Linked DNA regions of Homo sapiens: region 1 is linked to region 2. Evidence: chromatin contacts called from ENCODE Hi-C data. All regions are on one chromosome and are shown on one strand. The core of a region is the stretch at or near the end of the contact, and the rest is flanking DNA. Distances in the headings are between cores, read along the strand shown.

Evidence for each region. Hi-C counts contacts between places; a loop is a spot of excess contacts on that map. Pooled maps may share reads with other maps.
Region 1: a loop to region 2 is called in a map with no recorded cell type, with 7 times the contacts of the local background. The contact joins the promoter of LINC02832 here to the enhancer-like site in region 2. A Hi-C loop is called at or near these places in 2 of 168 maps with a recorded cell type or tissue (K562 and posterior vena cava), 1 of 37 single-sample maps with no recorded cell type and 3 of 50 pooled maps.

The regions. Positions count from the first base shown.
Region 1 is chr2:219,728,045-219,734,338 of GRCh38, reverse strand. It overlaps LINC02832 (long intergenic non-protein coding RNA 2832), which reads right to left and starts at 4,346. Exons shown (of 2, transcript NR_185880.1): 1 at 4,158-4,346.
Region 2 is chr2:219,640,021-219,646,404 of GRCh38, reverse strand. SLC4A3 (solute carrier family 4 member 3) reads right to left here. Exons shown (of 23, transcript NM_005070.4): 21 at 5,806-5,975; 22 at 5,443-5,616; 23 at 4,434-4,754. The coding sequence ends at 4,677. Among named protein-coding and RNA genes, the nearest start is that of SLC4A3, 16 kb to the right of the region's middle. RefSeq lists enhancers at 1-585, 586-1,356, 2,128-2,899, 3,558-3,607. Within about 2 kb of position 3,149, at least 7 of the 41 ENCODE cell types and tissues checked have a DNase peak (open chromatin) inside an H3K27ac peak, as active enhancers do.

The sequences.
Region 1 (6,294 bases), core at 3,097-5,596, 87 kb before region 2:
AAAGAACTAAAATCAACATTTTATAGGAACAACATGACCGAGCAAACTCTGAGGTAGTGGTCAAAAAGGTGCTTGATTCAATTTAAATATATTTGTTCAGCATCTATGCTATGTAAAGAAGTGCTTATCAAACTTTCATGTGCTCGGGAATCTCTTGGCAATCTTATTCAATGCAGATTTTGCCTCTGTAGGCTCAGGGTGGGGCCTGGGATTCTGCATCTCTAGCAAGCTGTTAAGAGATGCTGATGCTTCCGGTCCCTTCATCATACCCTAAGTAGCTCCAGTTCAGGCCAAGATGCTGAACTAGCGAGGCTGCTGGATGTCCATCCCACCTCTCACCCCTATTAACCCCACAGGAGCCAGAAAAGTAAAGAAGAGAACACTGTGAGAAGCTCTTGAGTTGACTGGGGATGTTATTTCAAATGAGGTTGTGAAGTGGTGGCTTTGTCCCAAGGCAGGAAGCAGCCCAGCAGGGTTGTGGGAAGAGAAAATAGAAAAACTGGTGGAATTCTGCTCTCACCAACCCCATATCTCCTTGGGGCAAACAGTGCCTGCACCTCACCTGCCAAGCTCAGATATCCTCAGAAGAAACTGAGGATCCTCAGAAGAAATAATCTGGAAGTTATTTCTATGTCTCTTCCCCTTCAAACTCCCAGGGCTGGAAAGTGACAATCTGGTCTTGATGGTGGGCCTCAAACTTGGCTGAAGATACAAATCATGTGGGGAGCTTGAAAGTACTTGGATTCCACCTCTAGAGATTCCATTGAAATTGCTCTGGAGCATGACCCAGGCATCCAGATTTGTAGAGGCTTCCCAGGTCATTTGAATGTGCAGCCAAGATTTAAAACCACTGAATTCTGACTGTCTCCTGCAAATCTGCTTCTCTCTGAGGGACAAAAGATGAAGGCCTGAGCTAAAAGCTTATTTTGTGAGATAAGGAGCAACGGAATATAATTTTCAGAGCTCTCCACCCTGGGGCTCATCTAGCCCCATCCCCTGAGTTCACTGGAGCTAACACGCCTGGACCTGCCTTTCTCAACTTGTACTGCCTGTGGAGTCAGTGCCCTAGGGAAAAAATGAGCACACAAAACAAAATAACAGGACATTTGAGGAGCACAGACATCTCTAAAGGAAGAGGGCCTCCTGGATGACAAATTCCAACAGAAGCAGAAATATTAGGACAGATGGATCAAGTATTTTTAATCATCCTGGTAAATATATTAAAAGATAGAAGGAAAATTAATAAGAAGCAAAAAAATATATAAAGAGAATCAAGCAGAAATACTAGTAATAAAAATATAAAAATACAAATAAAGAGCAGAATTGATGCTACTGAAGAACAAATTAGTGATTTGGTATATCAGATTGAAAAAACATATATCAGAAGGTAGATGAAAAGGACAAGGAAATAGACAATATACTAATAAAAAGAAAAGCTAAGAGATAAGGAGAACAGATGCAGAGGTACTAACATCCAGACAGTAGGAGTTCTATTTAAAAAAGAAAAAAAATAGAGGGGAAGAAGATTTGAGGACATAACAAAGATCAATTATTCTGCCACATCTATAGAGAGAGAAAGTGAGAGCAGAATACACACAAACACACACACACATGAGAGAGAAATAAAGGAAAAACTCATACCTAGGTATACTATAATAAAACTTAAGATTTTTATAAAACAAAAAAAAGTTCTAAAAGCTGTCATAAAAAGAGGAGACCACATACAAAAGAACGAGAATCAGATTGGCATCAACGATATTGGATGCAAAAAAAAAATGGAGTAACGTTTTGACAGAATTGAAGGAAATAGAATTTAGAACCTATTATTTTATAGTCAACCAAACTGTCATTCAAATATTAAGGTCAAATAAAAATATTCTCAGGCATAGAAGATTTGCTGCAGAAAGATGTGCATTGTAAACTGTTTTGGCTAAAGTACTATGTATGAGAGAGAAAAATCCAGGAGACTGCAAGAGATTTGTGGAACAACGGTGATCAAACACCTTGATAAACTCTTATTGCTTAAAAAGCAAAAAGCAAGCTAAGACCAATGAAAAGGAGAAAATATATCTGTAACAACGCAGAATTAGAAGCCTAGGTTATATCAACATAACAGGGCAGGGGAGGGAGCCAGGAATCTTAGATTTTTACTTCATTAAGAAGAATTAGGGAGATAAAAATATATTATTAAAAATAAAAGTAAGAAAAATAGAAGAAAGCATTGAAAAAGTAGCACAGCTGAAATAACAAGTCAGAATGATAAAAATTGGTCCATGTATGTAATTTATTATAATAAAGGTAGATGGATTGAGCTCACCACTTAAAACATAAGGTGTGACAGATTAGATTCATTTGTAAAATTTTGACACATGCTATTTACAAAAAAACGTACCTCAAACATACAGATATGCAAAGACTGAAAGCAAAAGAATGGAAAAAGACATAGTACATAAATATTAATCAGAAGAAAGCTGACCTAGCTATATTCATTCCACAAAACATAGCCTTTAAGTAAAGAGCATTATTAAGAAAAGAATGCCCTTGGACACAGCAATTTGCTCCCAGGTATAAGCACAGAGAAAATCATACACATGTGTAGCAATTGAGGCAGATAGAATCTAAAATGATCACCAACTATCCCTTCCTTCTGGTATTTATACGTGCAATCTCCTTCCTTTGACTGTGGGCAAGACTGGTGAATTGCTTCTAACCAAGAGAATATGGTCATGTTGATGGATGATATGTCTTGTGATTATTTTACCTAAGAATATAATGTTTGTCATGCCTGCAGACCCTCTCCCTTGCCGGTTTTAATGAAGCAGGTGATCACTCTGGGGAGGCCCACATGACAAGAAACTGAGGGTGCCCTCTGCCGACAGCCAGCAAGAAAATGAAGCCCTGGCCTGGCAAACTGCAAGAACCCGAATCCTGCCAACAACCACATGCACTTGAAAGTGAATCTTCCCCAGTCAAGCCTTGAGATTAGAGCACAGCCCTGGCCAACACTTTGACTGCAGACTTGTGAGGACTTGAAGCAGAGGACCAAGCTAAGCCCTGCCCAGACTCCTGACTCACAGAAACTGTGAGGTAACAAATGTATGTTATCTAAGTAACTAAGTGTTGGGTTATATTGGCCAAGTGCAGTGGCTCACACCTGTAATTCCAACACTTTGGGAGGCCGAAGTGGGTGGATCACTTGAGGTCAGGAGTTCAAGACCAGCCTGGCCAACATGGTGAAATCCTGTCTCTACTTAAAAAAAAAAAAGGGTTATATTCTTATGCAGACATAGATAACTAATACAAGAGACATATATAAGACTGTCAGTAGTAAAACAAAACAATAACAAAATCCTGGAAACAACCAAATGCCCATCAAGAAGAGAGAGGAATGAATAAACTATGTCACAATATGGATAAATCTTAACATCATGATTCTAAGTGAAAAAAATGTTAATTACTAAAAGATTACCTCAGCATGATACCCTTGTAAAAAACTAAAAACAAAATCAAATTCATATATTATTTAGAAAGACAAACATAAATAAATTTCTTGTGAAATTAAACATGACGTTCTTATAAAGTTATACATAAACTTACCACATGACCAAACAATACCACTCCTAGATATTTACTCAAAAGAAATGAAAACATGGCCGGGCGCGGTGGCTCATGCCTGTAATCTCAGCACTTTGGGAGGCCAAGGCGGGCAGATCACGAGGTCAGGAGATCAAGACCATCCTGGCTAACACGGTGAAACCCCGTCTCTACTAAAAAATACAAAAAATTAGCCAGGCATGGCAGTGGGCACCTGTAGTCCCAGCTACTCGGGAGGCTGAGGCAGGAGAATGGTGTGAACCTGGGAGGCAGAGCTTGCAGTGAGCTGACATCACACCACTGCACTCCAGCCTGGGTGACAGAGCAAGATTCTGTCTCAAAAAAAAAAAAAAAGAAAGAAATGAAAGCATAGAGCCACACAAAAACCTGTATATGAATGTTTAAAGCAGCTTTATTTATAATTGCCAAGAACTGGAAAAAATCCCCATGTCCTTTAACTGGTGAAGAGCAAAACATACTGCAGTATACAACAGAACCCTGCTCGGCAACACAAAACAACAAATGACAACAAACATACAACAACAACAAAGCAACAAACATACCACCACATGGATGAACCTCAAATGCGTTATGCTGAGTGAGTAAATCCAGACTCAAAAGACTACACATTGTGTGATTCCTTGTATATGACTTCCTGGAAAAGGCAGAACCATGGAGACAAGAAACTGAGCCACTAGGTTGCCAGGGGTTGGAGGTAGAAGAGAGGAATTGACAACAAAGAAGCAGAAGAGAACACTTTAGAGTGACGGACCTGTTCTATACCTTGATTTCGGTGGTAGTCATACAGCTGAATTTACATGTCAAAACTCATAAAAGTATACTCTAAGAAGAGTGGGTTTTACTGTATGTAAATTATACCTCACTTAAATAGATAATATATACACACATCAGGTAAGTGCTCCTTTTGACAATGCCCCAAACCACATCCTCCACCCTGCCATACCCTAGTGCCCCTCCCTGCTCCCTATGCAAAGAACAAAATGAGAAGTTGTGTCATTGGAAATGTTATGGTTAACATAACTACAGAAAACAACCTGGAATGGGAACCAGAGGAGAAAAAGGAGAGTTTCAACAATTAAAATGATGTCTAGAAAACAGTCAGGAAAATGGAGAGCATGTTCATTCCTCCGTTTGCTTTGGGATGCATGTCTATGACTTTACAATAGTGAATCTTATTTAGCTTAAAGTGGAAGTCACTGAGTCATTGTCCAACCACCTGCAACACAGGGAGACTCGTCCCAAAGTCAGTAGCCCTATTTCTTCCGGATTCACTTTGCCTTGGAACACCCTGATAAACGGCCCATTAGCAGCCCACGAAGAGATTAAGAAACAATTCTGTTTAAGAGAATGCAGTTTCGCAAAATGATCCTTGAATCAGAATGTTCTGCTTCTGCTATCTTTTATGAGCAAAAGGAGCAGAGGTTTTGAGGTCACAGTCAGCCTGACCATATTTTGTTCTTATCTCCCTATTTTCTACTCCATAATGAAATTTAAATAGCTCGCTATCGCTAAGTAAATAATTGGTGCCGTAACAGCCTTCTGGAAGCTTTTAATTGTGTCAAAGCAGCTCTTCAATTCTAAACATTCCTTACAACCGAACGATAGTTAGAGCTTTGGGTGTCTTCTTGGCAGATGGAGATAAGAACACAAAATGGGATAAGAAGGCAGGAACTTCCCATTAATCATGGCAGTGTTCCTTTATTCCAAGATCATAAAATGCTTGAAATCACAGCTTTGTCTTGGTGAGGGAGGGAAAGGGGCCTGACTGAGACGCAGAAAGTCTAGGTTTTAGTCTCTGCTGGGCCCCTGCCCAGCTTCCTGATGTGGAACGAGGTGCTTAATTACCTCTTTGGACCTCATTTTCCTCCTGTGTACCCCAGATTCCGTAGCCAGGGTGTCCCCTCCACATTGCCCCAGGTCAAGGTGCTCTATCAAGCAATAGTCTTACCCCCAGTTCCAGATGTGGAGCTTCTCCCCTTCACTTTGCTGTCTGTCCAGGGATCTGCTTTGATCTTACCAATGTCCTAGGGTCCTTGTGGAGAAGTGTCCCCACAGGGTGGCCAAATTGTGGCATGCAAGAGAGACTCCAGGCACTGGCCAGATGCTGCTAACCCAAGATAAAGGGTTACCCCAGACAACGCTTTCCACAATCAGAAATTACTGGGAAATCCATCTGAAATCAATCAAATAAATTTCTTTGCCGCACGACTTCCCAGAGTCTTTATTTTCTCATGTACTTTGAGACTTTCCTAGAGGGAGGGACAGAAGTATTTGACCAAGGAATCCACTTTTTTTCCAAAGATCTATGCTCAGGTCTGGCATGCCTTAAAAATGCTGGTCCAGATTTATGACGCTGTCTGTTGATTTTTCATTCATTATCTTCAAATCAGGAGGGACTCAACCTTGGCTGCAGAATAGCATCACCCGGGCCCACTCCCTGGGCCTCATCCCCAGGGAGTACAGTCACATTTGTCTGAGAGGTGAGTACTGCTTTCAGCTCTCCTACAAATTCTGACGTGCAGCCAGCATGGAGAGCCGCTAGCTCAGGGAGCAGGGGAAGGGGATTCCTGCTCCTAAGCGTATTCTAGAGTATACAAGAGGGAGCACAGCCCCACTCCCAGGTCAGTGTTAAGCAGTAAACCCAAGAAAGTGTTTATCTCTCTACCCAGAGTCAAAGCT
Region 2 (6,384 bases), core at 1,900-4,399:
TCCTAAGCTCCCCCAACCCACCTTCTCTCTCCCAAGCCTAGAAAAGCTGCATGAGCTCCCTGGTGGCCCTAGAGCGCAAGGACCGCTATGGTCTCTCTTATGATAACCAGTTGTCACAGACAAGGACGCACTGCTCACTGGATCTAAATGTGGTGGAGACTGTGACCTCTTGGTCCTTCTTTCTCTGCCAACTGCTCACCCCCTTACCCTCCATGCACCCCTGTGGCCAGGCACTGTGGGAGGCATTACGAGTACAAAGGTGACTCAGGCCAGGTCTCTGCCCATCTCACAGCCTATAGGGAGACAGACAAGAACACGCAATGGGCGTGCAGTGAGAGAGGAGGCGTGGCAGGGGATGCTCAGGGACTCACGAATGAAAGTCTGGTTTTGCACCCTCCTCCACGCTCCCCTCACCCCCACCTTCCCACCAGCTCTGAGCCCTTGCTCCCAGCCCCTTCCTCATCTCCAGCTGTGCCCCACCCCCTCTTTGTCCCTCCTCTCCCATGGTCCTAAGCCTTGTCCCTGGAATTGCTGGCATTAAAGAGCTCCCTGCTCCTCCCCTCATCTCCCAAACCCAACTGTGACTCATCCACCATCCAGAGAACAACCCAGTGGCTGTCCGCTTAGTCAGCACTTAATAAAGCATTGTTCAGTAAAAAGAAACAGTTCCAACAAAATTAAAAATAATCTCAGCAGTAGGCTCAAATATTAAATCTTCCTTCCAGAACATAAATCCTACAAACACTGGAGTCTGCTCTTTGCACAAGTGGTGAATCACAATTATATAATTTATTTATCTGGAAACTACATTCCTCACTTTGCATTTCCTTTTTTGCCACACTGGATTCAATCCACCATTCCCTACTTGCCCAAAATCTGTTTTATTGTTGTTTTCGGCAATGGCTTAATTGCCAGCTGCATGGGCAGCGCTCAGCGCCAGTGCCCTTGAGTTCTGTGTCACCTTTCCTTTGCTGCTCAGAATTCCCTTTGAGAGCTCCAAGTGTCAACAGGCATGATCATTATTTGAGTCACCTGATAAGATACAAGAAGAAATGTCACACAGGCTGCCAAATGGGACACATTATTGCCACGTTCTGTGCCCTAAAGGAGGGGCCTAGGGCAGTCCCAGCAGATGGTCTATGAGCTCTGACAGCCAGACGCTGTCACAAGGGCATCAGATATCTTGAGTGAGCCGAATCCTCAGCATGAACAAGAAAGTGACAGCCGCCCTCTTTGCCCAAAGTAAAAGAATGAGCTAGCACTCCTCAGGGCCTGAAGTGGGCCTGCACTTGTCCGGGGATAATGAAAGCTTTGGGCAGCTACCCAAGATGTGGCCATAACCCCACTCGGAAAGCAGTAAGGGGCGGGGGAAATAGCGACAGGCCGGATGTCCTTACTGAAGGGCTGGTGCACGTGCACGTTCCCAAAGCCGCTTCCAGTCCAGAGCAGATGGCAGAGAGGCCGGATGTTCGAAAATACAATGGCCTTTGTCCCCTTTTTAGTAACTGTCCTGTCCTACCCCCCAGAGCTGGGCCATCAGGGCCGGCTGGGGCTCCCCTCCACTAACTCTCCTCTGCACCTTGAAGAGGGCCTGAGTTGAGGGCCCCAGCACTCCGAGAGGAGAAGCTCAGAGGCCCGGTAAAGAGAAAGTCAGAGGAAACACCGGGGCTACAAAGGGCTTCAGGACAAACTCTGAATGTCCCCATATGACACGCTCTCTGGCCAGCCAGGCCCCAGGCCAGTCCCGGTTGCCTTTCTGTGGGTTTGCCGTGTATCTTGTCCGCCAGGTTATTTCTGGCAAAACTGAGACTGTTGCACAAGGAGTGGCCTCGGGAATCCCAGAACTGCCTCTCTAAGCCAGCAGAATCTAAAATGGTCCAGGGTCCCCAAATCCGGCATCACCCTGGCGTCTAAGGGATTGGGCTGCTATCTCTGCTCCTCGGAAGGCCAGAGATCAAGAAAAGAAGAGAGACGTTTTCCATTCCCTCTGTGGCCCCACAGCCTCTGATTTCTCCAGTAGCTACAATGGAGCTCATCCCCTGTGTCACACAGCCAAGCTGGGTCTCTCTTTCCTCTCCTATCCCTCTGGGTCTCCATCCCTGGCAGCCATTTTGGTTGCTGCAGCGTCCTGGGTCTTCTCAACCCTCCATGGTCCCCCTGAGTGTGCTGGGTGTGTTGGGTGAGCTCAGAATGTTAGCTAACCCTCGCCTCCTGCCCTTCCTAAACTACGGCCGCCCTCCCTTGCCATAGATGGGTCGTCTTTAAATGAGTAAGGCTGCCAGGGTGACAAGCGGTTATCACTGGCTGTCACTGAAGCTTTTTCGCCTACTGCTCTGAGGCCTCAAGGCCTAGCTTTGCTGGAGTCCACCCTGACCCACCAACCGGGACCAGGACTCATTCCCCTTGTCAGAAGGCCCCGCCCCTCTTTTCATTTTGCCGTGGAGGAACACCCACAGTTCCCGGCTATTTGCCAAGCCGCGAGATGACTGACACCAACTGTGCCCAATGAGGAATCCACCTTCTGGGCCCACACAGACATTTCCTTGCAGGGGCTGGAAAAAGTGCAGTTCCTTCCTGTGGGGTCTAGGAATCCCCGAGACCAAACAGGGGAGCCTTTCCTGCATCCGGGCCCGCAAGGAGAAGCAGGACTCTAGGAAGGAACCAGGGTTCTCATATGCAAAGCCTCTCAACCAAACTTGTCTGAGAGGCCCCTGACATCTCTGTTTGGAATCTTCTCTGCACATGTCCCTTCTAGGTTTTGCGTTTGACCTTGACTTTGTTCCTTGGCAAAGTTCTTTTGAAATTCCACCCAGCCTTGGCCAATCTAAAGGAAAAGGAATCTTGTCCTCACATACACATACAAAGGAGAGGCTAAATGTAGTTAGAGGCCACATGGCACCAGAGACCCAGGGAGCCAAGGTGGACTGGAATAAAATACTTACACCCGGACAATAATCCAGGGCAGCTGGAGGGCTCTTCTCTTCCTTAGGAACACAACAAACAGCCTCACGGTGGCCTGTCCCTTCTCTCCTGACCAGTTTCGGGGCACCAGCTGTTGGCCTGAACACCTAGGAGTGTATGGTAACCGCACCTGACCGCAGGAACTTAAGCACAGCCTGAGAATGGCCCTGTGTGGCAGGCACACCTGAATGTATCTTCCAAGCTAGGGAATCCAGGAGTCGCCAACCTGGAGAGTCCTTCCTTGTCTATGAGAAACATCTGAGGCCCCAGGCTGTGGAACACGGGACATAAAGGGAAAGGTCCAGGCCCAAGTCTGGGTTGAATGAAGATCCCCAGGTGGAGGTTGTTAGGGTGAAGGTGCTAAGTGGAAATGCTATAGAAACTGCTTTTTGCAACCGGTTGTGGTTTCTCCTGCCCCCGCTCACCACCAGCGGACTCTCTCCCCTGTATGTAAGCCCCAGTAAAACCCCATGTCTCGTTTGCCAGTCTGGGTCTCTTCTTCCACCTCTTGAGCCTGGTGCCTTCCCCACTGGAGTTCATAGGAGTTCAGCACATTGGGGAGCAAAATTGGAAAAAGAGAAGAAAGCAGCAGCACCAGCTCCGGAGGAAACCGCTAACGTGGAGCTGAGGGATCCCCAGCCTCAGAAGCTCTGAGCTGCCCAGAGCTGCAGAACACGGAACTTGCCTGACCGGGCTTGGTCTCCGCGGGAGGAACTGGATGCGCTTGAATGGGCTCTCTGAGCGCCGCGGATCCACCAGGTGGCAGTGCTGCTATTCCTCAGTCGGGACAGAGCCTGCAGCATGCGAGAGCGGCCACCGGAGGGCAACGGGGGACGATGCGCTCCTTCAGGCTGGGGGTTGCCTAGCAACTATGACGCAATGGGCTCCCGCTCCCCTCAAGTCCCCCAGGTTATTTCTGGCAAAACTGAGACTGTTGCACAAGGAGTGGCCTCAGGAATCCCAGAACTGCCTCTCTAAGCCAGCAGAATCTAAAATGGTCCAGGGTCCCCAAATCCGGCATCACCCTGGCGTCTAAGGGATTGGGCTGCTATCTCTGCTCCTGGGAAGGCCAGAGATCAAGAAAAGAAGAGAGACATTTTCCATTCCCTCTGTGGCCCCACAGCCTCTGATTTCTCCAGTAGCTACAATGGAGCAACTTTCTCCCTCTCCCCTCCCCGGTTCTTCCGTCTTGCTAAGCAGGGGTTGGATTCATGGGCATGTGATCTTGAGCAGAGCTTGAGTGCCCCCACCCCTACCGCCCGCTCCTCGGCTGCACTTGAGGGGGCCTGGGGGATGATGATAAGGCCCAGCTCTGGCCTTCTGTAGTCTCGATTCTCTCTTTTTCTCCCAAGGACTCTCCTTGACTCAAACCTCTCCCTGGTTTTGATAACCCTGAAAATAGAATTCTTCCAATTCCAAATGGATAAGTATGACCTGAGAAACCAAAGATGAAACCAAGAAAGTGAGGCAGACACGAGACAAGGAGTGTGGTTATAATGAGCTCAAAGCCTGTGCCGGTCTGGTCTGTGAAAGGTGAGGCGAGGTCAACACCCCGGGCAGAAGTCAGGGGGGCCACTCTAGCCATGGCATCAGGAGTGGTTCCAGGCACATCTCTGGGTCCTGAGGAGCCCCCCAGCCCAGGGCTGGGCTCTGCCTGAGGCCCAGGTGTCAATCCCTAAGGTCTTGGGGTCTCTGAGGGGCACTGTCTTCAAGGGTCACACTGGCATGTGCAGCTCATTGTACTCATCCTGGCCATCCTCATCGAAGTTTGGTTCAGCATCTTCCGAGTCCAGCTGCAGAGGGAACAGAAGGTTGGGGAAGGCAGGGAAGCATGCTCGTCCCCTCCCATTCTCCAGCTCCTCCTCCAACCTGCAGCCCTCCCTGCTCCCTGACCTTTCCTGGGCCTCTCTGCAAGTACCATGACCCTGGGTGGCAGCACTGCCCTTGGCCAAAGCCTTCAGGTCACCTCCCAGACCAGATACCTGGCCCCTCCTGGTGATAATAATAATGATTATTATTATGAAGCTCTTTCCTGAGGCCACTTCTAGTTGCTATGGTACCTTTGTACACCATGTTTGAGTATGGATAAATTGCAAAAAGATGTCTTTTCCTCTAGTTGACAAAAACAGGGCTCAGGGTGGACACCAGTGCCACATCAACCCTGTAGCCTCTCAGCCGGGTGTTTTTGGTCAGGCACCACCTGCACAGCTGTGTGCAGCAGCCCCGTGCCAACTCCCTTACAAAACCACCATCCTAAGGCCTTTACCTGGACTAGCACTTGACCCTCCCAACAGTCCTATAAGGTAGGGTCTATGATCACCCCTATTATACAGGTGAAAATAAGATTTCGGAAGGTGAGATAACTTGCAACACAAGTTACACAAGTTTCACAACTAACACAACTAGTGGGTGGCCAAACAGAGATTGGAACCCAGTGCCCATTTGCCCTAACACTGTTTCCCCAGACCACCACCCCCTTACCGCCTGCAGCTCCCTGTCCTGGAAGAGCCGGGGCAGAAGGCAATGCCTCAGAGGCACCGTGAGCAGCAGCAGGAAGGGAAAGGCGAGTGAGGCCGCCGTGGACTTGACCACCCAGAGCAGTGCGATGCAGCCCAGCTGGATGCAGGTGAACAGATGCATCCGCCACGTCTTCACCTAGGGGAGCAGCCAGTGGGCCCCAGTGCACAGCGTCCCGGCCTGCTCCCACCCACCCACATCGTGGGGAATTTGGCTCCCAGGTCACAGCTTCTCCTTCATATTCATCCCATCCATCAATGCTCCCAGATCCCTCTGGATCCCCTTCCCGTCACCCCACTGCCCTACCCCCATGCTTCCCGGCCCTACCTTGGTCACATAGGGCTGCTCAGGATGGTGTTTTGCCGGCATGAGGATGAGCAACAAACGCTGGGACAGCTGGATACCAGACAGGGACGTGACCCCCATGTACAGGAAGATCCCAAAGAGCACAGCCAATGGGATCCGACGCAGCACAGCCCCCATGACGATGGACAGGCCTGGAGGAGGTGACACAGACCCGCCTGACCCTCAGACAGCCCCCGTGAGGATGGACAGGCCTGGAAGAGGTGACACAGATCTGCCTGACCCTCAGACAGCCCCCGTGAGGATGGAGAGGCCTGGGGGGAGGCGACATGGACCCACTGGACCAATCAACTTGGCCTTATCACCCTGAACAAGAGAAGGAGGGGCGGGGGGGGGGGCAGACACATTGGCTCACGCCTGTAATCCCAGCACTTTGGGAGGCCGAGGTGGGTGGATCACGAGGTCAGGAGATCAAGACCATCATGGCTAACACGGTGAAACCCCTGTCTCTACTAAAAATACAAAAAATTAGCTGGGCGTGGTGGCGGGCGCCTGTAGTCCCAGCTACTCGGGAGGCGGAGGCAGGAGAATGGGTGAACCTGG